3 separate regions of the Mus musculus genome follow, and all the other regions are linked to region 1. Evidence: chromatin loops called from intact Hi-C (ENCODE). Cell type or tissue: heart. All regions are shown on one strand.

Region 1 (8,000 bases):
GCCTGGGCCTGAGCGCTTCCTGAACAGCTAGCTGTCTCCAGGGGTTCCCCCGGCCCAGCTTTCACTATAATTTTGTTTCACATTTCGGGTCACATGACAATTATGGTGTCACTTCTTATCCTGTGCTGTGGTGATCTTTTGCCCTTCTTTTGAAATGTTTTCATTCCCAAACGTGACATGATTGTAATCTTAGTACCCAGGAGGATTGGTGGCAGAACCATTTAAGCTCATGACTTCAAATCCACCCTGGGTGACACAGAGAACATATGGCTCATTAGAGACAAGTTTCACCTTGTCCTATTATTGTTGTTGTTGTTGTTGTCTTTTTCAAGATGGGGTTTTTCTGTGTAGACCTGGTTGTTCTGAAACTTGTTCTGTAGCTCAGGCTAGCCTTAAATCCCATCTGCTTCTGCCTCCCAAGTCCTGGGATTAAAGGCCTATGCTACCACCTCATGGCTGCTTTTTCAATTTTAATTAACTTTATTTTTTCTAGCTGCCCACCCCCCATGGTTGTTTTTGTTGTATCTTTTTCATCCAGAATTATCATGTGAAATTAGAATTTCACATGAATGCATCACTTTGGTGGCTAGTTTGTGGGGCTAGGGGTCTTTTCTCCCTCATTCCTCTCTGTATTGTGCCTGGTATATGTGGGTACCATATAGATGTTGGTTGAATTTGGTGATCATAGTGTGAAACTCTCTCTGTATATAGTCCTGGCTGTCCTGGAACTCACTTTGTAGACCAGGCTGGCCTGAATAATAAGTTTTTAGAACCCTACCATATAGCATAGCATTTCTAGACCTGCCAAAGGAGGTATTCCATGATAGAGGCTCAATCAATTTTTCATTTATATATACATATGTATATGTGTATATATATAATATGTATAGTACGTATATATTATATATTATGGACTCTTTAGAGACAAGGTCTCATTTAACCTAGGTTAGCCCATGTTCTCACTATGTGGCAAAGGATGGACCCTCTAACCTCCTGAATGTGGAGAATAAATGCCTGAGCTAATTCCAGGCTTATCTCTCTACTTCTTCTCTAACACTCCTTTCCACTCCCTGGGAAACAGCTGTCACTCTTTTTTTGGGGGGGTTGGGGGTGGGGTGGGCATGTTGAGACAAGGTCATGCTGTGGCTGTGGCTATCCTGGAACTTGCTGACAATTGACCAGGTTGTGGCCTCAAACTGTGAGATCCATCTGCCTCTCAAATCATGGAATTAAATGCGTGAGCTATCATAATTTGCCTCACAAAAACTGCAATTTTTCTTTTTGTTTTTTATTTCTGAGACAGGGTTTCTCTGTGTAGCCCTGGCTATTCTGGAACTCACTCTGTAGACCAGGCTGGCCTAGAACTCAGATCCACCTGCCTCTGCCTCCTGGCTGATTTATTTTTAAATATGGGCATGTGCAGGACTGGAGAGATGGCTCAGGGGTTCACTGGCTCACTGGCTGCTCTTCCAGAGGTCCTGAGTTCAATTCCTAGCATGGTGGCTCACAACAGTGGGATCTGATGCCCTCTTCTGGCATTCAGGTTTACATGCAGATTGAGGGCTCATACATAAAATTAAATATGTGCACGCCTGTATGCATGTACTGGATCCGAATACACTGAGCCCTCTTTCTGGCCTCTGGAACCTTTGGCCTCTTGTACCTTCTATTAATTTCTGATCTGTCCCATTAAAAGTCCAATTTTATCTAAGTTCTGTACTGAGCCTGTCACCTTTTCAGAATGTGGACACTGGAACAGATTGGAATGGGAAAAGACTCCCTAACTGCGAGCCTCTGTGCACCCTCATTCTATCCCAGTGGTTTGATACAGCCTGTCAGTGTAGCTCTTACATTAACAACTCATCTGGCTGGGATGAGCTCCGCATTTATTTAGTTATTAATTTTGCAGACTAGTGTGTGCTTCCACATCCCCTGAAGTCACCAAGTGTAGTGAGTGGGTTCGCACGTATCTCACAGAGCATCCCCACTCTCTGAGCATGATTTATTTTGTGGCTGTTACAGGTAATGCATTGATTTAAAATGTATAATCCTAACATAATTATATGTTACCTGTAGTGGCAACCTAACTAAATATTGAGCAATCAATGGGAAAGATACTGCTTTCTGCAAGTGTGTGCATATATCTAAGGGAGGAGGCACAATCTCTGGGAGAAAGGTGTGGAACTCAAATAAGGGGTCGGGGAGAGGGGTGCCCTGAGTGAGTGACTGGCTGATGGGAGTGTACCCTGGCATGGTCCCTGGCAAGATGCTCTGGCAGATCCTTGAGGTGGCACAGAGGGTTAAGAAAGGCTTCATCCTGACCTAGATTTGATACCTGGGACTCTAATTGTGGGAGACAGTTAACTCCCCAAACTAATTCTCCTTGAACTCCATATGCTGTGCAGAGTGTACCAACACAAACACAGCCAGGCAAAATGATGATGATGATAGAAAAAGGAATGGGGATGTTCTTCAAAGTTGACATCAGCTGGATGATGGCTAAGTGTGGTCCACCCGTGCACCTGTTCTCCACCCTGAACAGACGCGACCCAGACAGACATGGCCATGCGTTTTCAGCTATTTCTTGGTCGATTTGGTTCCCCACAGAGCCAACCCCTCCCAACCTCTCAGACAGGGTCTCACTATGTAGCTCTCCCTGTCCTGGAACTCCATGTGTAGACCAGGCTGGCCTCGAACTCTCTTGGATCTGTCTGCCTCTGTCTCCTGAGTGCTGGGGTTAAGCTGTGTGCCACACGCTGAGTCCACAGCAGTTCTCAGTGTTTGCTGTATTGCACTGCTGTCATGGTTAGGTCAGATTCCCTTGGCTTTGGTATGGATATTTAACAAAATATTTAACAAATATTAACAAAAAGATGAATTCCATACAGCTATTGGGATCAGTGCACCTTTATTTGTCTTTTCTTTTTCTTTTTTCTGAGATAGACTCTTGCTCTATACAGCTATGGCTAACCTGGTACTTGCTATGTGTCCAAGGCTGGCCTTGCACTCATTGCGGTCCCCCTGCCCGAGTCTCCCTTGGGTGCTGCAATCGCAAGCATGGACATGGTTTTGTTTGTTGTGTGGTCATTTGAAGGCAGGGTCTCACTCTACCTGATTCTCCTGCCTCAGCCTCCAGAGTAGTAGTTAGTCAACTCTCACCTGCCTAGCTTCAGTACTCCTGTCCTGTCCCATCTGTCCCCTGCGCTCATCTGTGAATTAGTTAAAAATTTGTACAGGGCAGGGCAGTCTGGAGGATGGTGTAAAGAGAAATCTGGGAACAGGGGATTATGTAGTTCATTAGTAGAGCACTTGCTTAGCGTGCAAGAAGAGTACCTAGGTGCAAGTGGAAGTACTAGTAAATAACGAAATTAACGGGGAAACAAATGCTGGACATGAAAGCGGGCCTTCGTGGCAGCCTACAAGCCTCAGACGGGAGGGTGATGGAACACAGGCCTTCCGGCCCTCGCTCTATTCTGAGTTCTGGTTGTGGGAATCTGTTCTGAATCCAACTGCCAGTGGAAAACCCATTTCTGGCCTCGCAGCCAGGCAATCCTGCCAATCCTGCAAATGTACTGCAGAAACTTTGGCCCCAGGAGGCAGGAGCTGGGGCTTGCTTCCTGAGAATTGTGCAGCTGTCAAGGTGACTGTGATGGGGCTGTGATCAGTCTCTGTACAGCTTTTTGGCAGTGACCTTGGGCCAGCCCTGCTTGCCACAGCTACTCTGGTCCTCGGCCACTAGAGCCTTTGCCGCTGTTACAGCAGACTGCAAGGGAGCTAACAGGAGGAAGGCTGCTCTTGGTCCTGCCTTTCCTGGAGTCTGGCAGGTGTCATGTGGTGCCAGCTCCCTAAGTCTACCACTCACTGAGTATGGGTGCAGTTCAGGTGTGTGTGTGTGTGTGTGTGTGTGTGTGTGTGTGTGTGTGTAAGTGATGGAGCTAGTGAGCGGGCTCGGATGTTCAATCCCGGGCTCGGGTTCAGCTCCTGGGGAAGTGGCTGGTTGACCACTAAGCCGGTGTGCAAGAAGCCTCAACCTGGGAACCCAGTCGGAGGCTTGAGAAGAGAGGCTTGGCTGCAGGTGATGATCTTGGGAGGAGAGGAGACAGGACCCCCCCCCCCCCAGATTCAGGTTGGAGTCTGCCTTCTGGTAAGGCCGGTTTCTCTGGGCACTGAAGGTCATCAACAGCTTACATACATATACAGTCTTCCATATCTGTAGTCACCGAGAGAGTGTATGTATGAGTGTATTCTGAAAACTCCACCCCCTCTCCTGTCCACATCCTGTCCTTTTTCGCTTCTAAGTGGCTGATTGTCATTTTTCAGTCCGACTTTATCGTTGGACATTTATTGACAGAAATCAAATCGCTGTTTTTAGGCCAAGCGCCGGCTGCACCGAGGTGTGGTTCCCAGGAATGAGACACGCAGCCCAACAGCTGAGCCTGCGCTGTCCTTACTTAACCTCCCTGCCTTCAATATCGCCAATATTTAGCCTTGCCTTATAAAGTCAAAATGCACAATACCTTCCAGGGTTGCTGTGAGCCCCGATGCCCCCTTTGGCTCAGGGGCTATCTCCTGCCCGGTGATACAGAGTAGCGCGCCCCTCCCTGCGCCGACCTGCCCTGGTGCCACCCAGAGGTTCCTGCTAAGGGAGACTCCTCCATCGATCCGATGGTGGCGACCTGGGGGATTTGAGAACATTGTCTTTTGCAGAAGCCTCCTGTGATTTCGGTGGCGGCGACCAGATCCTCTGCAGAGAACTCCATGTCGCAGCTTGTGGCTGCCTGTGTCCTGTGGTGAGAGCCCAGCCTCACAGGAGATCCTTTGTCTGGGATAGTGCTAGGCTGCGAAGATCACTTTGGAGTCTCTAAGCTCTGCCTTGCCATTGGCTGCACTCTTTGTGGGGCTGTTTTTGCAAAAGGCATGCCCAGCACGTCTACAGTGCTGGCAGGCCAGGGCTGCCTTGAAACACCATGATAATGATACCAAAAGCAGTTTGCAGAGCTGCTCTCTGTGGAGGCTTCCTCTGCAGAAGCAGGCAAGATGGCTACCTCGTGGGCTTCGCCGTGAAGAATGCAGAAGCTAATTAAGACAGACTTTTAGGGGGAAAGGGGGCATTTCCCTCCATCTTTATTTATGCAAGGTTGTTGGCTGTTTTTCTTTCCAGTGACTTTTAAAGTATACATTTTGCATAAGCTCTTCAGGGTCTGACTGACCAACATGTTGATGGTATTAAATGATATAAGTAGTTTTTTACAGAGAAGTAGCAAAATTTTTGGCGGGCGGGAGGGGGAGAAGGGTGGCAGCTGATCTATATAATAATAATAATAATAATAATAATAGTTATTATTATTATATATGTATATAAATGGAGGCTCACATTTCAATTTTACTTTTTTTTTTTTTTTTAATTTTAGGTTACAAAAGAAAACAAGAGGCCCCAGAGGGAAAAGAAGCCCAAAGTTTTAAAGGTAATCAGCTCTTGATTAAATGCTATTTGTGTTTTTCCATTTTATACAGTATAGAGTATTTTTCTGTCATCTGAGGGTGAATTTACAGTATAGGGGATTTGGATTCTCCCAGGTTGTCAGGGCTTACATGAATTTTCACTCAGCCAGAGTTGCCCTCCTCCCCTCCCCCTTATGGTCCACATTAGCATCCTTCATTTGCAGCTTATAAATGTTGCAGAGAAGGAAAAGTTTATATGCAAAGTGTTGAATAATCCCTTCTCCTCTCCAGCCCCCTTTGTGCCACCTGCATCTGTGGCACATTAGTCCCATGGTAGAGAAGTTGACAGCTATGATTCATTGTGATTTAAAAAAAATTTTTTAAACACCTAGAAAATACTATATTGTAAAACCTGATATATTATTTTCCCGGGAATGGGGGAGGAGGGAATGACCTTACAGGTTTTAGTTCAACTTCAAATGCATTGAGACCTTACAGTTAAATGCTAATGGCTTGATGTGAAGTGCTCACTATGCTATAGTTAATTTTGGTTGCCATAGATTTAAGGAATCAGCGTGTTTTACGTACTTCGTATAGATTGCATGCTGAGGGTTCAACGGCAATCTGATTTGCTTGCTAGCTTGGGATCTGTTTGCAGTTTTGTTATGGTATGGAAGAGTTAATTTAAAAGCCTATGGCCTCACTAGAAGTTCAAGGCTAGCCTTAGCCTCGCCCACCGCTCACAGCTTTCAGATCTCAAGCTCTACACTGCAGATACTCTAGGTGTTAGCAATTGTTTTCAGCATGGAGGGAATATTAAGCAGCAGAACCACGTGTCTACAGAATTGTTCCGTGTGTTTAATGTAAAGGGGTTTAAGTGTAATTGTAGCTTGGTGTTTGCAAATAAAGTTGTAGCCCTCCAGCGTGCTGAACTGTGGCAGATGCCGACTTCATTTGCTACCCCCGTTGTGTGACTTTTAAATGCTGGCACTGAGAGCCAGGCATTGCCTTGCTTGCTGGTTTCACTGACCACCTTGAGGTTTCTGTTTCCTGTGTGCACACAGCAAGGGCAAGAATATTTAGTCATCAAAGAAGAAGTGCTTACTAGAAATTGACCACAGAGTCAGCAGAGTTGTAGGCTCTGTGGAATGAGTGTGACCAGGTTGGCATGCATTTTCATGAGGCCTGAGCAAATCAGGTAGGGATTGTTTGTAGGATACATGAACCAATTTATGTTTTATACCTTTTATACCTCCCAACTGTAGACCATCATTGACTTAAATCCCTATATTGCCTGTAATCCTACCACTTTGGAGGTAGAAGCTGAAGGATTAGGCATTCAGGGCTAGCCTCAGCTACATAATGAGTTTGAGGCTAGCCTGGGTTACTTGATACCCAGTCTTAAAACCATAAGGAAGCTATTTTATTTAGTCTTGCTGTTGTTAATGGCTCATAAATGGATAGGTATGTTTACAGGTGTGCTCACATGCACACTGTAAGTTTAAATGCCCATGCAAGAGACAGATTATGTATAGAACTAATCATAGACCGTGTTGGGGTGTATGTGTGGGGGTGGGGGGAGTCTATGTTTTGTTAGTCTATGTGTCTCCTGTCACCTGTGCCTGTCAGAAGTAAATGCAGCATGTGTTTCTTTGTGGACTCATGCAGTAGACTGTGACCCTGTGGTGGCCTAATTTCTTCTGTCCCAGCAAGCAGGACTGAATTCTCTCTGTACTTGGTGTCTGTTGAAGAATATGAAATTGAAGCCGGGCGTGGTGGCACATTCCTTTAATCCCAGCACTGGGGAGGCAGAGGCAGGTGGATTTCTGAGTTCAAGGTCAGCCAGGGCTATACAGAGAAACCCTGTCTTGAAAAACAAAACAAAACAACAACAACAAAAAGAATAGGGAATTGACAAGAAATGAAAGTATTTATTTATTTATTTATTTTTCTAGAATAAACATGTTTTTTTGGTGGAGAGGTGAGTTTCAAATCAAGGTTTCTCTGTGTGTAGCCCTGGCTGTCCTTGAACCAGGCTGGCTTCAAACTTAGATCCACCTGCTTCTGTCTCCCAAGTGCTGAGACTAAAGGCATGTGCCACCACCACCTGGCTGGAAATAGTATTTTGAATTTTTTATATATTTCTGTGTATGTGCAAATGAGTTCAGGTATACGTGGCCACCAGAAGAGGGCAGCAGATCTCAAGCTCTGCAGTTACAGGTGGTTATGAGTCACCTGACATGTGCAAAGGAAAGAGTAGCAGGTGCCCTAGCTCAGAGAGATTCACCTGCCTCTGTCTCTGAGTGCTAGAGAGATGTGTGCCACAACAACCTGTTTGTTGTTGTTATTTGTTTTTTGTTTTGTATTTTCTGTGCCTTTTTTTTTTTTTTTTTTTTTTTTGGTTTTTTGAGACAAGGTTTCTCTGTATAGCCCTGGCTGTCCTGAAACTCACTTTGTAGACCAGGCTGACCTCAAACTCAGAAATCCTCCTGCCTCTGCCTCCCGAGCATGAGCCACCACACCCGGCTTATTTTCTGTGCTTTAAGACAAGGTTCTCA
Region 2 (8,000 bases), 54 kb before region 1:
CAGAGAAAACGCACATAATAACTAAGGAAGCAATTATTTTTTTAAAAAGGAAAGAGGAGGGCTGGAGAGATGGCTCAGCGATTAAAAGGACTGACTGCTCTTCCAAAGGTCCTGAGTTGAATTCCCAGCAACAGCATGATGGCTCACAACCATCTGTACAGCCACATTGTACTCAAATACATAAGATAAATAAATAAATAAATCTTAAAAAAAAAAAAAGGAAAAAGGAGCAGCAGCAGGAGGAGGAGGAGCAGCATCGCAGGGTGTGGTGGACACATCTGAGACACTGTGCCAAGATTGTCTGAGACGTGGCCCTAGGAAAGCAGAGGCGGGGGTCTGAGGAATTCAGTCACTTTCAGCTAAATACTAAGTTGGAGGCCACCCTACCATATATGAGATTCTGTCTTAACAAACTCTAGTCAGACATAGTGGCACACATTTTTAATCTCAGCACTCGGGAGTCAGAGGCAAGCAGATCTCTGAGCTTGAGGCCATCTTATTGGGAGTATAATTATTTTCTTCTGCAGATTAAAAAAAATTTTTTTTGTTTTGTTTTTGTTTTTTGTTTTTTGTTTTTTGTCTTTTGAGATAGGGTTCCTTCTTCCTGGGGATCTGGTGATGCAATGGCTGCCAAGAACAAAATCCTTGGCAGTGTAAGCAATCTGTTGTACGTCTCGGTTCCTCTTAGAGGCCTTCAAAATAGTTTTCTGATGGATACTGGTATCTCTGATCTCAATGCTGACCCCAACCTAAGATCCAAAAAAATATTCAAAGTACCTCTGGGAAGCCAGGGCAGTATGGGAAGGGTTCATGTAGAGGTTTGAATGAGAATGGCCCCTATCTTGGATTTACTGCTGTAAACAGACACCATGACCAAAGCAACTCCAAGAACAATATTTAATTGGGGCTGCTTATAGGTTCAGAGGTTCAGTCCATTATCATCAAGGTGGGAACATGTCAGCATGGTGTAGGAGGAACTGAGTGTTCTACATCTTCATCTGAAGGCTGCGAGGAGAATACTGATTTCCAGGCAGCTAGGATGAGGGTCTTATATATAGTCCATGCCCACAGTGACACATCTACTCCAACAAGGCCACCACAAGTACTCCAACATGGCCACACCTAATAGTGCCACTCCTTGGTCTGAGCATACACAAACCATCATAGTTCCCAAAGTCTCATATTCTTAAATACTCAGTCCCTGTGCCGGGCAGTGGTGGCGCATGCCTTTAATCTCAGAACTTGGGAGGCAGAGGCAGGAAAAACCAAAAAATAAAATTAAATAAACAAATAAATACTGGTCCCTGGCTGGTGGAAATGTTGTAAAGGATTGGGAGGTGTGGCCTTGTTGGAGAAGGTAGGTCACTAGGAGTAGGCTTTGAGGTTCAAAAGACTCCCATCATGGCCAGTGTATATATACACACACACACACACTCACACACACATTGTGTACACATTGGTTTTTCAAGACAGAATTTCTCTGTGTAGCTCTGGCCATCCTGGAACTCATGCTGTAGACCAGACTGGCCTGGAGCTAATTCTGCCTGCCTCTGCCTCCCGAGTGCTAGGACTAAGTAACAAATGTCTTTTTAATCTGAGAAGAAAATAATTACATTCCCAAAACAGCTGCAAGCTATGACCCTATCTTTCCATAAGACCTCATGATGTGTATTTTTTTTATTGCCAGTCATAAATAATTAACTGAGCCGGGTGTGGTGGCGCATGCCTTTAATCCCAGCACTCGGGAGGCAGAGGCAGGCGGATTTCTGAGTTCGAGGCCAGTCTAGTCTACAAAGTGAGTTCCAGAACAGCCAAGGCTACACAGAAAAACCCTGTCTGGGAAAAAAAAAAAAAAAAGAAAAGAAAAACCACATAAATAATTACCTGATGACAACTCAAATAATCAATCATTGTGGGGAGGGAGAGGTTAAGAGATACAAACTTACAAACACCTGCTTACTGAAAGGGAGAGGAACCCTGGCACATGCAAGCCATCTGGTAGAGTAAGCACAAAGCACAGTGCTTCTTTTCAAGCAGTTACAAGCTTGTTTACCACGATTCCTGGAACCAGTTTTGGTTGTAGGCAGTTTTCTTTTTTTGTTTTTTGATTTTCCGAGACAGGGTTTCTTTGTGTAGCCCTGGCTGTCCAGGAACTCACTCTATAGACCAGACTGGTCTACAGCATGGACTACAGATTTGTTGTTCTTCTCAAGCCCCTCCCACTTTTGTCCATCAGTTTACCATCATCTATCTACAAGATTAACCAAAACAACAAAGCCAGGGATCTTTGCTATCACCTCCATCTATCTTCTATCGCATGACAAGGTCTGCGGGCCTGCTTCTCCAACTGTTTGGTTTTTGTTTTTTGATTTTTTTTTTTTTTTCGAGACAGGGTTTCTCTGTGTAGCCCTGGCTGTCCTGAACTCACTCAGACCAGGCTGGCCTCGAACTCAGAAATCTGCTTGCCTCCCAAGTGCTGGGATTAAAGGCGTGCACCACCACCACCGCTGGGCGGTTGTAGGCAATTTTGCACAATATCCTTAGTCATTTTATTTTGTTTTTGAGACAGGGTATCACTTTGTATTCCTTGCTTGCCCAGAACTTGCTATGAAGACCTGGTTGACCTCAAACTCAAGATCTGCCGACCTTTGCATCTGCCTGGTGCTGCGATTTAAGGCACATTCCACCATGTCCAGCTCATATCCTAGTCTATTTTTCAAAGTTAGCCTCTAGAGACGGACTGTGCGACATGTGCCTGTAATTCCAGCACTTGGGATGCAGAGGCAGGAGAATCGGGAGTTCAAAGCCAGCGTCAACTACATAAGGCTCTTGAGGTGGGGGGGCGGGGGGGAATACATTAAATATTCTCAAATCATTATCCGCACGCGCGCGCACACTCACGCGAAGGGGACGCGAGCCCAAGCTGGCCTCCACCTCCAAAACTTATTTTCCTTTCAAGCAAACAGCAAAACCCAATCCTACACTGTCACACGTGTTGTTTGTAACAGAAAGGGGTGGTCCCCACCATGTCCCACCTAAAGGATCCTGTTTTCAACCTTAAGAAATAGGTGCTTGGTTCAGCGGAGGGATTAGCCCCGGCTGCAGGGGCTGACGTGAAGGCCCGGCTGGGTGCTGCAGCAGGAGAAGCTCGGGACTGTCTGATCGGCCCGCGGACCGGCTTCAACACCCAGCCCCGGGGTCCGGGCGGCGGATACTGACCTCCGGCCAAGAAGGAACGCAGCCAGTAGAAGTCTCGGCGTGAGGTCGGGCCCCCGCTCCCAGCCGCCTGCGGCACCGCGGGTGCAGGCTCGGCCGCCGCCAGGGCCGCCGCAGCCACCAGGGCCGCCATCGGGACCTGCGCCACGTCCCGAGCCTCCGCTGCCAACTTACAAAACACTGGGCAGCACCATGGCTGGAGCCGGCTCTGACAGGAGCCCAGCCGCCGCGCGGGCGGGGCCAGATGATGCCCATGGCGCGCGGCGGCGAGGAATGATGACGCACGCAGCCGCCGCTGGGACCCGTCCAAGAGAGCAAGGCGGAAGTGGGCGTCACCCAGGGGGTCTGCGACACTCAGGGTCCCGGGTTTCCTGCTGAAGGTTTGCGAGCCTCTTGAGCCAGACCAGTAAATTCAGGCTTGCAGTCTCAGCACGAGCGAACCTGATGACTCCTGACCATGGAGATCAAGACCCGCTTGAGCTATGTAGTGAAGCTCATGCCTGTCATCCCAGCACTCAGGACTCTGAAGCAGGGGCATCACCTCCAGACCAAGACCAGCATGGGTAACTTAGTGAGTTCCCGACTAGCCCAGGCTGCAGAGAGAAAGATACTGTGTCAAAAGAAAATGCTAGACAAGCTAGCTGGCTCAACGGCTGAAGGCACTTGTCACTAGGCTGGCCGACCTGAGTTGTCTCCAGACCCGGCCTAGTTGAAGGAGACAGTCGATTCCCACAAATTATTCTTAGACCTCCATACATGCAACTTGGCAGCACGCGCGCCCACACGCGCACACACTATAATAAATGTTGAGAGCCATAGAGATGGCTCAGCGGTTAAAAGCACTCTTGTTCTTGTAGAATACCTGGGTTTGATTCGCGCGCGCGCGCGCGCGTGTGTGTGTGTGTGTGTGTGTGTGTGTGTGTGTGTGTGGTGTGTATGGTGCCTCTGGCATTAACACAAGCAGCTCAGCCTTCCCTGTCTTTCTGATCCACTCCCATCTTCTGATCTCACACACGATAAATTCTTTAACCTGCTGTCTTCACAAACTCTTTCTCTTTTATTTCTCCTTCTTTTCTTTTTCTTCCTCTCTCCCTGCCTTTCTCGGGACCGGCTATGGAGGCTTGGCTTGTTTGGAGATTCTAGCAGGGTGACACATCTATTCCCACACCCTTTATCAAAGATGGTGTCCTTCTCTCTTAGGGGAAGGTCATCTTTGTCCAAACAGGCATGTAGTTCTGGAAGCCATGTACATGGAGTGGGAAGAGGGGAGGAGACACTCACATAGACAAGCAGGTCGCCAGGCGTGGTGGTCCACGCCTTTAATCCCAGCACTTGGGAGGCAGAGGCAGGCGAATTTCTGAGTTCGAGGCCAGCCTGGTCTACAGAGTGAGTTCCAGGACATCCAGGGCTACACAGAGAAACCCTGTCTCGAAAAACAAAAATAAATAAATAAATAAATAAAAAGACAGCAGGTCAACTTGGTAATCAGTGGAGTGACAGATGGTGCAACTGCATCACCCTCACATCTGTGACCTAGGACTAAATACTAAATATGGCCCAGCCTGGTCTCTAGCCTGAGATACTTCTGCCTCAACCCTGCATGTGCTAAGAGTACAGGAGGATTTCACCACCACTCCTGGGGTGATCTTTATCTGTGTCTCTCTTCCCCCCTTCCTCTGTATCTCTCTCTCTCTGTCTCGGTTGTTCTCTCTGTGTGTGAGACGGGTGTCGGGGGAGAGAAAAAAAAAACAAACTAGGGATCCATTGACCTCAGAGCTTATCAAATGCTAGGCATTTGTATCTGACATCTAGGTTACAGGCATTTAAACTCCCCATCTTCTCTCCTAAGTATACTGTTCATTCAGCTTTCACCCTGCCACAAATGGGAACATTGTGTTCTGTCCATACACTAGAAAGACCACAGACCAGTCAGTCTCCCTGCTTTCTCTTGCTCTCTACTGTCTGTTTTTGACACAACAGCTAAGGCATTAATTCATTCATGTTGTGGTTGGGGGAACACATGTGTGGAGGTCACAGAACAGCTTCTGGAGTCAGGTGTTTTTCTCCTCACTACATGTGTCTCTTGTGGCTGGAACTCAGGCCTTTAGGTGTACTAGAAAGTACCCTTGCCCCACTGTGCCGACTTGCTGATCCTAAAGATGTAAAATAGCTTGGCATCGTGGCTCATACTTGTAAAGACAACATTGGAAAGGCTGGGGCAAGAAAAATGCCAAGAGTGTGAAGCCAACCTGCCCTACATGGTTCTGTCAAAGCCACCCTGAGCTACAGAGTGAAACCTGTTAGAAGAATAAGATTAAGGGCTTGAGGATGTAACTACGTTACATAGACTGCAACACGTTCTAATAGGACCTTCAGCACCAAAGTAACTGGATGTGGTGCTGTGCACTCCTGGGCTACATGAGAAGGAGACCCATCCTAAGCAAAAAAAAAAAAAAAAAAAAAAAAAAAAATTCTGTTTTTCTGTGTAGCCCTAGCTGTTTTAGAACTCACTCTGTAGACCATGCCTGCCTCTGCCTCCCACCTGCTTGAACCATAACTATTTCAGTAAAGAAAAGATAGTCCAAAAATAGATAGATAGGGGCTGGTGAGATGGCTCAGCAGGTAAGAGCACCCGACTGTTCTTCTGAAGGTCCTGAGTTCAAATCCCAGCAACCACATGGTGGCTCACAACCATCCCTAATGAGATCTGACTCCCTCTTCTGGTGTGTCTGAAGACAGCTACAGTGTACTTACATATAATAAATAAATAAATCTTTAAAAAAAATAGATAGATAGATAGATAGATAGATAGATAGATAGATAGATAAAAGAAAAAAGAAAAGATAGTCCAGTCTGTTTTGCTTAAGTTTCTGGTTCCCTTACCTGTGACTCTCCAGTATTGTACAGCAGTTTGCTGACCAATTTCCTTTTCTTCTGATACAGATTCTCATGGAGCCCAGGTTAGCCATAAACTTGCTGCAGGGTGCCCCACAATAATGTAAACTTTTAATTTTTTTAAAGATGTATTTATTGTGTATGAATGCTCTATCTGCATCTATACCTGCATGCCAAAAGAGGGCACCAGATTACATCATAGATTTGTTGTGAGCCACCATGTAGTTACTGGGAATTGAACTCAGGACCTCTGGAAGAGCAGTCAGTGCTCTTAACCACTGAGCCATCTCTCCGAGAGAACACACTCGTTCTTTTCTTCTCTTTTCTTTTCTTTTTTCTTTTTTTTTTGGTTTTCAAGATTTCAAGACAGGGTTTCTCTGTGTAGCCCTGGCTGTCCTGGAACTCACTTTGTAGACCAGGCTGGCCTCAAACTCAGAAATCCGCCTGCCTCTGCCTCCCAAGTCCTGGGATTAAAGATAACATACACTACTACTGACCAGCAAAAAAAAAAAAAAAAAAAAAAAAAAACATTTAAAGATGCTTAAGGTGGGCTGGAGAGACGGCTTAGCAGTTAAGAGCACTGACTATTCTTCCAAAGGTCCTGAGTGAAGACATTGACAGTATACTCACATATATAAAATAAATAAATCTTTAAAAAGGGTGGGGGTGCCGAAGGCATGGCTCAGCAGTTAAGAGCAATTACTGTTCTTGCAGAGAATTGGAGCTTAGTGCTCAGCACCCACATGATGGTTCATAAGCATCTGTAACTATAGTTCCAGTAAATGTGATTTATTCTTCTGACTTCCTTGGGAATCAAACACATATGCAGTACACAGACACCAGAAGAGGGCATCAGATCCCATTACAGATGGCTGTGAGCCACCATGTGGTTGCTAGGATTTGAACTCACAACATCTAGAAGAGTGGTCAGTGCTCTTAACCACTGAGCCATCTCTCCAGCCCCCTGTATATTTTTTAAAGATTTATTTATTTATTATATATAAGTACTCAGTGTACTTACATATAATACTTATTTATTATATGTAAGTACCACTGAGCCATCTCTCCAGCCTGTATTTTATTTTATTTTATTTTTTAAAGATTTATCTATTTATTATATGTAAGTACACTGTAGCTGTCTTCAGACACTCCAGAAGAGGGCGTCAGATCTTGTTACAGATGGTTGTGAGCCACCATGTGGTTGCTGGGATTTGAACTCTGGACCTTCGGAAGAACAGTCGGGTGCTCTTACCCACTGAGCCATCTCACCAGCCCCTGTATTTTATTTTTGAGACAGGGTCTTGCTATGTAGTCCTGGCAGGCCTGGAGCAATCTATGAGGACCAGTGGAACCTCATACTCAAAGAGGCCAACTGTGTCTCCCAGGTGCTGGAATGTGTCCTCGTATCCCATTTTATACAATGCTGGAAATGGAGTCCATGCCTTCACACAGGCCAGGCAAGCACTTTATCAACTGAGCTATAGCTCCAGCTACAATAAAAACCACATGGCTGGCTGAAACATTTTTATCTGTTTCTTTTTTTTCTTTTTTTTTGGTTTTTTCGAGACAGGGTTTCTCTGTGTAGCCCTGGCTGCCCTGGAACTCACTCTGTAGACCAGGCTGGCCTCGAACTCAGAAATCCGCCTGCCTCTGCCTCCCAAGTGCTGGGATTAGAGGCGTGTGCCACCACCATCTGGCCATATTGAACAATATTTCAATAAATATAGACCACAAACATGACAATGACTAGAAGGCCTTCTTTAGGTTTTTGTCTTCCTGTTTGTTTGTTTTTGTTTTAAAACAAGCCTCACTTGATAGATCTGCCTAGGCCTCCCAAATGCTAGGATTTGAGTTATGGGGCACCATGCCCAGGCTTTTGGTTTTATGCT
Region 3 (8,000 bases), 73 kb after region 1:
GTGCACACCCTTTTAATCCCAGCACTCAGGAGGCCGAGGCAGGTGGATCTCTGAGTTCAAGATCAGTTTGATCTACAAAGGCAGTTCCAACCCAGACAGGGCTACACAGAGATGGAACAAACAATTGCACTAGAAGAGATACTCACTGCTGACCTCTGACTTTTTGTTTGTTTGTTTGTTTTTTGTTGTTTTTTTTTTGTTTTTTTTGAGACAGGGTTTCTCTGTATAGCTCTGGCTGTCCTGGAACTCACTCTGTAGACCAGGCTGGCCTCCAACTCAGAAATCCTCTGCCTCTGCCTCCCAAGTACTGGGATTAAAGATGTGTGCCACCACCGCCCAGCTTGACCTCTGACTTTTACTCTCTTGTGACCTTGTAAGCACACATGCAAACACACCCAAAGAAATAAACAAGCCAATAAATAAAACTTAAAAAAAAATGGTTGCAGGGTGTGGGTGGGGAGAGGTCAGCAAGGATGCAGCACATTTCTTGTGGGAATATAAAATAGTACAGCCACTGTAAAAATAGCTGAACATTTTGTCAAAAGATAAATATAGAATTATCATATGACCCAGAATTGTGCCCTGTGTTACACTATATTCCCCAAAGAGCCTGAAAACAGTTCAAAGAAAAGTGTGAATTTTCTATAGAGGAGAAAAAAGAAGAAAAAAATATGCAACACTGCCTTTACTGTTGTTTACTTTGTAGCCAAGGCTGACCTTCAACTTGCAGTAATCTTCCTGCCTGGTAGTATAGGATATTTTACCGTGGCTGGATGGAAAACTCTTACTTCCATTAATTTAGGATCTTTACTGTAGTTCTGTAATAAAAAATAAAAATAAAAAAAAGAGTAACTCAAAGGTTTGGCTATAGAGTGGAATTTTATAGCATCATAACAAAGGAATAATGAATTTAGAGTCAGGCCTGTATGATGATATCATGTTGACCTAAACTGCCTCTTGTCAAAAACAAAATCAAAAACAAAACACTGAGCATTGCTGTACAGATCTGCTATCCCAATTAGTCAGGAGGCTGAAGTAGTGGGAACACAAATTCAAGGCCTGTCTCTTATAAAAGGAACTCAAGTTCAGCCCTGGCAACTCTGTGAGACCCTGCTTCTAATGTACAAAGAGGACAATGTTTCAAGATGATTGGGTAATACAGTGTTTCTGTAGAATGCTCAAGGCTGTGGGTCAGTCTCAGGGAACATCCTCCTTTCTCTCTTTGTCTCTCTCCCTCTCTGTAATAAAATATCATGACAAACAAAAATAGTTACCAGTCTCTAATGACAGTATGGGGATAACTAATGAAGTTTCATTTGTGTGTACAGCTGGGTCTGGTGGCTTGTAGCTGCAATCTCAGAACTTGGAGCCAGAGGCAGGATTGTCACAAGCCTGAAGCTAGCTTTGTCTATAAGTCAAGTATCAGGCATGCCAGAACTATTAATAGGATTTTGTCTCCAAAAATAAAACAAAGGCAATCATGGCCAAAAATATCTTTGTCTAGTATCTTTGTGTGCAGTCTATTATCTGATAAGGGTGTTTGCTCAGCTCCTGTAGAAGACAACTTATATTCTGCCAAGAGGGGAAAGAGAGTGGGGTGGAAGACTAGGAGAAATTTTTTTTGTCAAATCATCTTTTGCTAAAAGCAATTCTTTCATTAAAAAAAAATTTTTATTTATTTATTTATTTATTTTAATGTATGCATGTACATGGTCACACTCTTCGGACACACCAGAAGAGGGCATCCGATCCCATTACAGATGGTTGTGAGCTACCATGTGGTTGCTGGGAATTGAACTCAGGACCTCTGGCAGAGACATCAGTCTGCAACTGAGCCATCTCTCCAGCCCAGTTAAAAGCAATTCATAAATAAAAGAGAAAACTTGAAGCTGACAATCTGGTTTCCCTCAGGATTGTTCATAGAAGCTTAAAAGTAAAAGTGAAAAGGTCAGCTGAGCCGCATGTGGTGGCACACCCCTTTAATCCCAGCACTCGGGAGGCAGAGGCAGGCGGATTTCTGAGTTCAAGGCCAGCCTGGTCTACAAAGTGAGCTACAGGACACAAAGGGCTACACAGAGAAACCCTGTCTTGAAAAACCAAAAACCAAAACCAACCAACCAAACAAACAAACAAACAAAGGTCAGCTGAGGAAATAAGGGAAAGGGTGGTATGTTTGTTTATATTGTAAACATAAAAACAGAAATTCTGGCAGAGGCAGGTGGATTTCTGAGTTGGAGGCAAGCCTGGTTACAGAGTAAGTTCCAGGACAGCCAGGGCTACACAGAGAAACCCTGACAACAAAACAGAAATTCTGGAGTCAGTGCCTCTTTTCGTAGCTCTGCCTCTCCTGGCACTGACTGTGTTCACCATGCTAGCCTCGAACTCACAGAGATCAGTCGGCTTCTGTTTCCCTCGTGCTAGAATTGAGGGTGATATAGCAGTCTCCATGTCTGACTTTTTATTCACTTTAGAAAATATTTTATTTTCTATTTTTCAGAAGTTTTATGTGAATAACGATGTTTCTATTGCGTGTATGTGTGTGCATAACCCACACCAATCGACAACCATAGAGACCAGAAGAAAGCAACTATACCCTGTAGAACAGGGTTACTGAAGTTTTTAGCCACCCTGTAGGTGTTGTGATTAGAAGTCACATCCTCTGGAAGACCTCACAGTACTCTTTTCTTTTTTTTTACTTATTTATTTATTCATTTATTTATTTATTTATTATATGGAAGTACACTGTAGCTGTCTTCAGACACTCCAGAAGAGGGAGTCAGATCTTGTTACTACGGATGGTTGTGAGCCACCATGTGGTTGCTGGGATTTGAACTCTGGACCTTCGGAAGAGCAGTCGGGTGCTCTTACCCACTGAGCCATCTCACCAGCCCCCTCACAGTACTCTTAACTTCTGAGTGTTTGCCCTTAAATTTCATTTTTATTCATGTGTATGAATTTGTGTATATGTTTGTGTGAGCCTGTGTCACATGTGTGCAGTATCCCAGGAGGCCGGGAGAGGGCCTCAGAGTTCTGTTTAGTTGTATGGGGCTAATGTAGATGGTGGGATGAGCTCCAAGGTTTAGGAAAGAATATCAAGTGGGCCTAACTGCTGAACCATCCCTCTAGCTCTGTTTCGTGTGTTTTATTTATTTTGTTTTTGTTTTTGGTCTTTTGAGACAGGATTTTTCTGTTTCACCCTGGCCATTCTGGAACTCACTCTGTAGACCAGGCTGGCCTTGAACTTAAATATCTGCCTACCTCTGTCTCCCAAGTGCTGAGATTAAAGGCATGTACCACCACTGCTCTGCTTTGTGTGTTTTATAAACACTCTTTCACTATGTAGCCCTGGCTGTCCTGTGCCTTACAATGTAGACCAAGCTAATCTAGAAGTCATAGAGACATGTCAATCCAAAATACAGACATCAAAAACATATGCCTGGGGTTTCTTTCAGAACTTAAAAAAAAAAAAAAAGAAGTATTTATTTATTTATTTATTTATTATGAGTACACTGTAGCTGTCTTCAGACACACCAGAAGAGGGCATCAGATCCCATTACCGATGGTTGTGAGCCACCATGTGGTTGCTGGGAATTGAATTCAGGACCTCTGGAAGAGCAGTTAGTGCTCTTAACCGCTGAGCCATTTCTCCAGCCCCCAGAACTTTTTTTGATAAGGTATCTCAGATTTAAGTTTTCTCACTTTGTCCCTCTTATTGCTGGGCCACCTGGCACACGCTGTTTTGAATTTTTACAAATTACTATAGTGTGATGACTATATTCTAATAGTTTGAAGGTCAGGACAGAATTAGTAAGGACAAAGGAGTTACATTTTACCCAACTTCTGTAAGTTTTACTTAAGTGGGAGAAAGGACCCTTGTGGTTTGAAAAATATTAAAGAACGTGTACCTATGTGATCCTGTGTTCATAAAATTTAAGGGAAAAAATACAAGGAACCACAGAAAAAGCTATATATTTTATCCTATTGGGTTTGATGAGATAAGGTGTTACACAGTCCAGGCTGGCCTTGAACTCCTGATCCTCCCTTCCCCTCCCTCCCAAGTGTTAGATTACAGGTCACCACCTGATCATGCTTGGCTCAGCTAATCTTATGTGGGATTCCTAGCATAAGCTATTTCATGTTGAGAATTTGACTAGATGTCACCAGCAGGTGTAGGACAAAATTAGAAAATGACTTAATAATAGCTCTGTCTTTCATTTTTTGAGACAGGGTTTATCTGTGTTGCCCTGGCTGTGTCTGCCTCTGCCTCTTGAGCGCTGGGATTAGAGGTGTGCACTTCCCCCATCCCCCAACCTTTCCACTCCCTCTCGCCCCCCAAATCCTCCAGCTGTTTCTTTTCAGTAGGGTCTTCAAATACTAGGGGTGATGATGGCCTGCACTCAGTGTATTAAAATCCACTCAGTTGTTCGCTTTTACACATTCCAGCCTTAATCCCGAGGAGATGGCACTGCGGTTAAAAGCACTAATCTCTGTTCTCAGGACCTGGGATTGATTATCAGCACCCACGGGGTGGTTCACACCGGTCAGGAACTCTAGTTTCGGGGGATCTGTCGTCTTCTCAGCTCCAGGGGCACCAAGCCCACACCTGTGCGCATAAATCATGGAGGCAAAACCCTCTAAAAATGAAAAGAATGTAAACAAAAAAAAATTTTTTTTTTTTGTTCTTCGAGACAGGATATGTCTGTATAACCCTGACTGTTTTGGAACTCACTCTGTAGACCAGGCTGGCCTCGAACTCAGAAATCCGCCTGCCTCTGCCTCTCGAGTGCTGGGATTAAAGGCGTGCGCCACCACTGCCCGCTAACAACGAAGTTCTTACAGGCTTATTCTTCCAAACATGTTCCAAACAAGAATAGAGGGACCACAAGATGGCGGCGGCGACACCGGCCGGACCACGTGACTGCCGCTCGCTCTCCCTCTCTCTCCCAGGGAAGGACAGCGTTGGCCTCAGAGCAGGCGAGCGACAGCCAGCTCATTGTTCAGCGAAGTCAAGGTAACCCGGCTGAGGCTCGCTCTCGCTCCCCAGTGAACGCACTCGCGGGGAGCGCGCACGCCGAACTTTTTTCGCGCACGCGCCCGTTCCTCTCGGAACCGGGAGGCGGTGCGGCGTAGGCAGGGGGGTTGGAGGGGAAAGCAGTCTGCGCATGCGCCTGAGCTTGACGGGTTTGAAATGGCTTCTCGGTTAACCCGGGCCAGACTCAGGTGAAGGTCTGGTCAGTGTTTTGGTGTGGCGCGGTGGGAGGCCGCGGCGGGTTGCTTCCGTTCGTTGGCAGCCGGTCAGCGGAGGGGTAGGGAGCGAGTGATGTGGCGGTGGCGGGTGGGTGTGTGATGGCGGACGCCGCGGGGCCGGCGGGCGAGGGACGCGGTCCCTTTTGTGCGGGTCGGAGTAGGCCCCACGCGCCGCGCCCTGCCCCCAGCGCAGCGGCTCCAGGCCCCTCAGGTGCGGCCTGCGCCCCTTCGACTGGGCCGGGCCAGGCCGGAGGCCGTGCGTCCTCCGGCCCGCGCTGCCCCGCCGCTGAGACCCGGCCCCGGGCGGCGGCGGCGAGCGTTTCCAGCGCTTGGAGGTTCTCTCAGACCGGCCCGGGGACCTCGGGGACTGCGACGACCCGCGGGCCCCAGTGGCCGCGGCCTGGGGCGCTGCCTTCCATCTTTCACGGCCGGCGCGTGGGAGGAAGATGAGTGTCCTCACCCCGGGATGCCAGGCCCATCTTTTCCTTTTCTCTTGGGTTTTTGAGCCGGGGTCTTCGCAGTGGTTCTTTTGGAGCCGCGCGTCCTCCCAACTGCCTCCCCACTCCCGGAGTGGAGACTAGGGTGACAAAGGCCATAGTGACTTCCTAGCCCTTAAAGTAATGTTCGTTATTGAGATGGTATCTGCCAATACCTTTATGGGGGAGGGGGGGTCTCGACGCAGTTTCCGTTATTGATTTAACCCCACTGCAGGACCTCAGACCATCGCCCAAAGAAACACGCAGGCTGTACTTGCTGCGTCTATAAGTTCGTTTGTCCCCAGAGAGAGAGGCTCTGTATCTAGCCCTAGCTGGTTTGTAATGTCATATAAATCATGCTGGCCTGGAGTTTATAGAGATCCGCCTGACTCTGCCTCTGGAGGGATGGGTTGGGAGGGGATTAAAGGCTTTGCCACTAAGCTCGGGCAGACCTTTTTAGGAAATGACCTTGTAGTTACTGAAGGAAGTTCCTTTAAGTCAGCCCCAAGGATATCTTTTAAATAGAGTATGCACAAGTGATCTGTTGATAGGCTGGTTGTGCGTTTTATTTCAAATGTTCTGTTGCACACTTCGGTTGGTTCTTGTTTGGAACGTGTCTTTAATATATCAATGATTTCTCTAAACTAGCCTTTTCCTATATCCTTTATAGGTATCTGCTATAGAAGGGAAACAAGTGAAAGTTTTCCCCCCCTTGCATCATGGCTCAGTTTGGAGGACAGAAGAATCCACCATGGGCTACTCAGTTTACAGCCACTGCGGTCTCACAACCAGGTCAGGCAACTGAACCCTTGGACTGGAAATGATATACCCTTTAGTTTTTAAGATACTTTTGAAAATTAACTCAGGAACAAAAACAAAACCCCACTTATCCAGCAATTTGAACACTTTTTTTTTTTTTTTTTTTTTTGGTTTTTCAAGACAGGGTTTCTCTGTGTAGCCCTGGCTGCCCTGGAACTCACTTTGTAGACCAGGTTGGCCTCGAACTCAGAAATCCTCCTGCCTCTGCCTCCCAAGTGCTGGGATTAAAGGGGTGTGCCACCACGCCCGGCTCTTTGTTTTTGTTTTGTTATTTGTGTCTAATTTTTTTTTAGTTTACTAAGGGGTTTTGCCATTTAAGTCTTCCACTACACTTTACCATTTGTGTTTGGCCTTTGATATACAGTCTTTATTAGCAGCAGTCCTTTGGCATGAGCAACCACACCCAGCTTATAGTTTTCAAATGCCTTAAGTTTATCTTTTTTCCTCTGGGTTTTTGGGTTTCAGTTAGGTTTGTCTGTGTAGCCAGTAGTCTTGGCTGTCATGGAACTCACTATTTTGACCAGGCTGGCCTTGAACTCAGATCTGCTTGCCTCTGCCTCCCAAATGCTGGGACTAAAGGTGTGTGCCACCATGCCCATAATTAAAGTTGGTTTAATTATGTTTTATAGAACACTAATTTATTAGAGAGAATCCTCCTTCCCTAGCTTCCTCCCTTCCTTTGTGGTGCTGGGGATTTAATTGTACTGAGCTTCAAGTAGAATATATCTTGTTTCCCATGTTTTCAGTTTTAAGAAGATACATTTTTAGGCCAGGTATGGTGGCATACTTCTCAAAACAACAAAAATCAAAAAACCAACCTGCTTTAAAACTTAAACAGCAAAAACAAAAAAGCCAAAGTATTTTAAAGTAAATATACCTGATTTATCTTTCTTCTTTTCTTTTTTTTCCTGGTCATAGTCGACATGCCTTTAATTTTAACACTTGGGAGGCACAGGCAGGATCTCTGAGTTTAAGGCCAGCCTGGTCTAAATAATGAGTTCCATGATAGCCAGGATTACATAGATCTTATCTAGATGCCTCTCCCCTAATTATTTGTATTTTTTAAAATTACATTTTCATGCTCCTCTGGAGTATGAGTTTGAGAGAGAGGGGGTGGGAGAAAGAGGATTAAAGTCAGAGACAAGTGGCAGACGTTTGTTTTCGTTCATGTAGGGTAGGTCTTGTGAATTGAATTGAGTTTGCCAGCCTTGATGGCAAGCACATTTACCCAGTGATCCTCCTGGCTGAGCCCTTAGCATTGTTCTGTGTGTGATGTGTATATCAGAGCAGGTATTCGTGTGTGGAGGTTAGTGGACAACTTTTGGTAGTTGGTTCTTTCACGATGGGTTCTGGGGATTGAACCCAGGTTGTCAGACTTGTATGGCAGGTGCTTTTACCCCCATTGAGTAAGATTACTGGTACATTTATGGTTTCATTTGTTTGTGTTTAATGTAGAAA

Evidence for each region. Peaks named below come from ENCODE experiments on the same cell type or tissue, not always from the same donor. Only the 100,000 strongest peaks of a DNase experiment are listed, where the experiment ranks them.
Region 2: it touches region 1 in a loop (3-fold over the local background); 7 of 42 quality-filtered maps call a loop at or near these places.
Region 3: a loop joins it to region 1, with 2.7 times the contacts of the local background. A loop is called at or near these places in 3 of 42 quality-filtered maps.

What each region holds. Positions count from the first base shown.
Region 1 is chr10:62,862,273-62,870,272 of GRCm38, reverse strand. Tet1 (tet methylcytosine dioxygenase 1) reads left to right here. Exons shown (of 13, transcript NM_001253857.2): 3 at 5,412-5,465. Gm51805 (a long non-coding RNA gene) reads right to left here and starts at 4,603. Exons shown (of 3, transcript XR_003949007.1): 1 at 4,518-4,603. In heart, a CTCF peak has its summit at 7,618 (motif pointing right); DNase peaks (open chromatin) are centred at 3,602 and 4,852; H3K4me3 peaks cover 3,356 bases; H3K27ac peaks cover 3,304 bases.
Region 2 is chr10:62,916,101-62,924,100 of GRCm38, reverse strand. It overlaps Slc25a16 (solute carrier family 25 (mitochondrial carrier, Graves disease autoantigen), member 16), which reads right to left and starts at 3,468. Exons shown (of 9, transcript NM_175194.2): 1 at 3,220-3,468. The coding sequence starts at 3,349. Gm25862 (a small nucleolar RNA gene) reads left to right here and starts at 577; the gene lies at 577-705. In heart, no CTCF peak of the experiment used is centred here; a DNase peak (open chromatin) is centred at 3,480; H3K4me3 peaks cover 1,917 bases; H3K27ac peaks cover 1,816 bases.
Region 3 is chr10:62,789,436-62,797,435 of GRCm38, reverse strand. It overlaps Ccar1 (cell division cycle and apoptosis regulator 1), which reads left to right and starts at 5,068. Exons shown (of 25, transcript NM_026201.3): 1 at 5,068-5,220; 2 at 6,394-6,515. The coding sequence starts at 6,443. In heart, CTCF peaks have their summits at 3,561 (motif pointing right), 4,815 and 5,021; DNase peaks (open chromatin) are centred at 4,185 and 5,055; H3K4me3 peaks cover 2,548 bases; H3K27ac peaks cover 3,123 bases.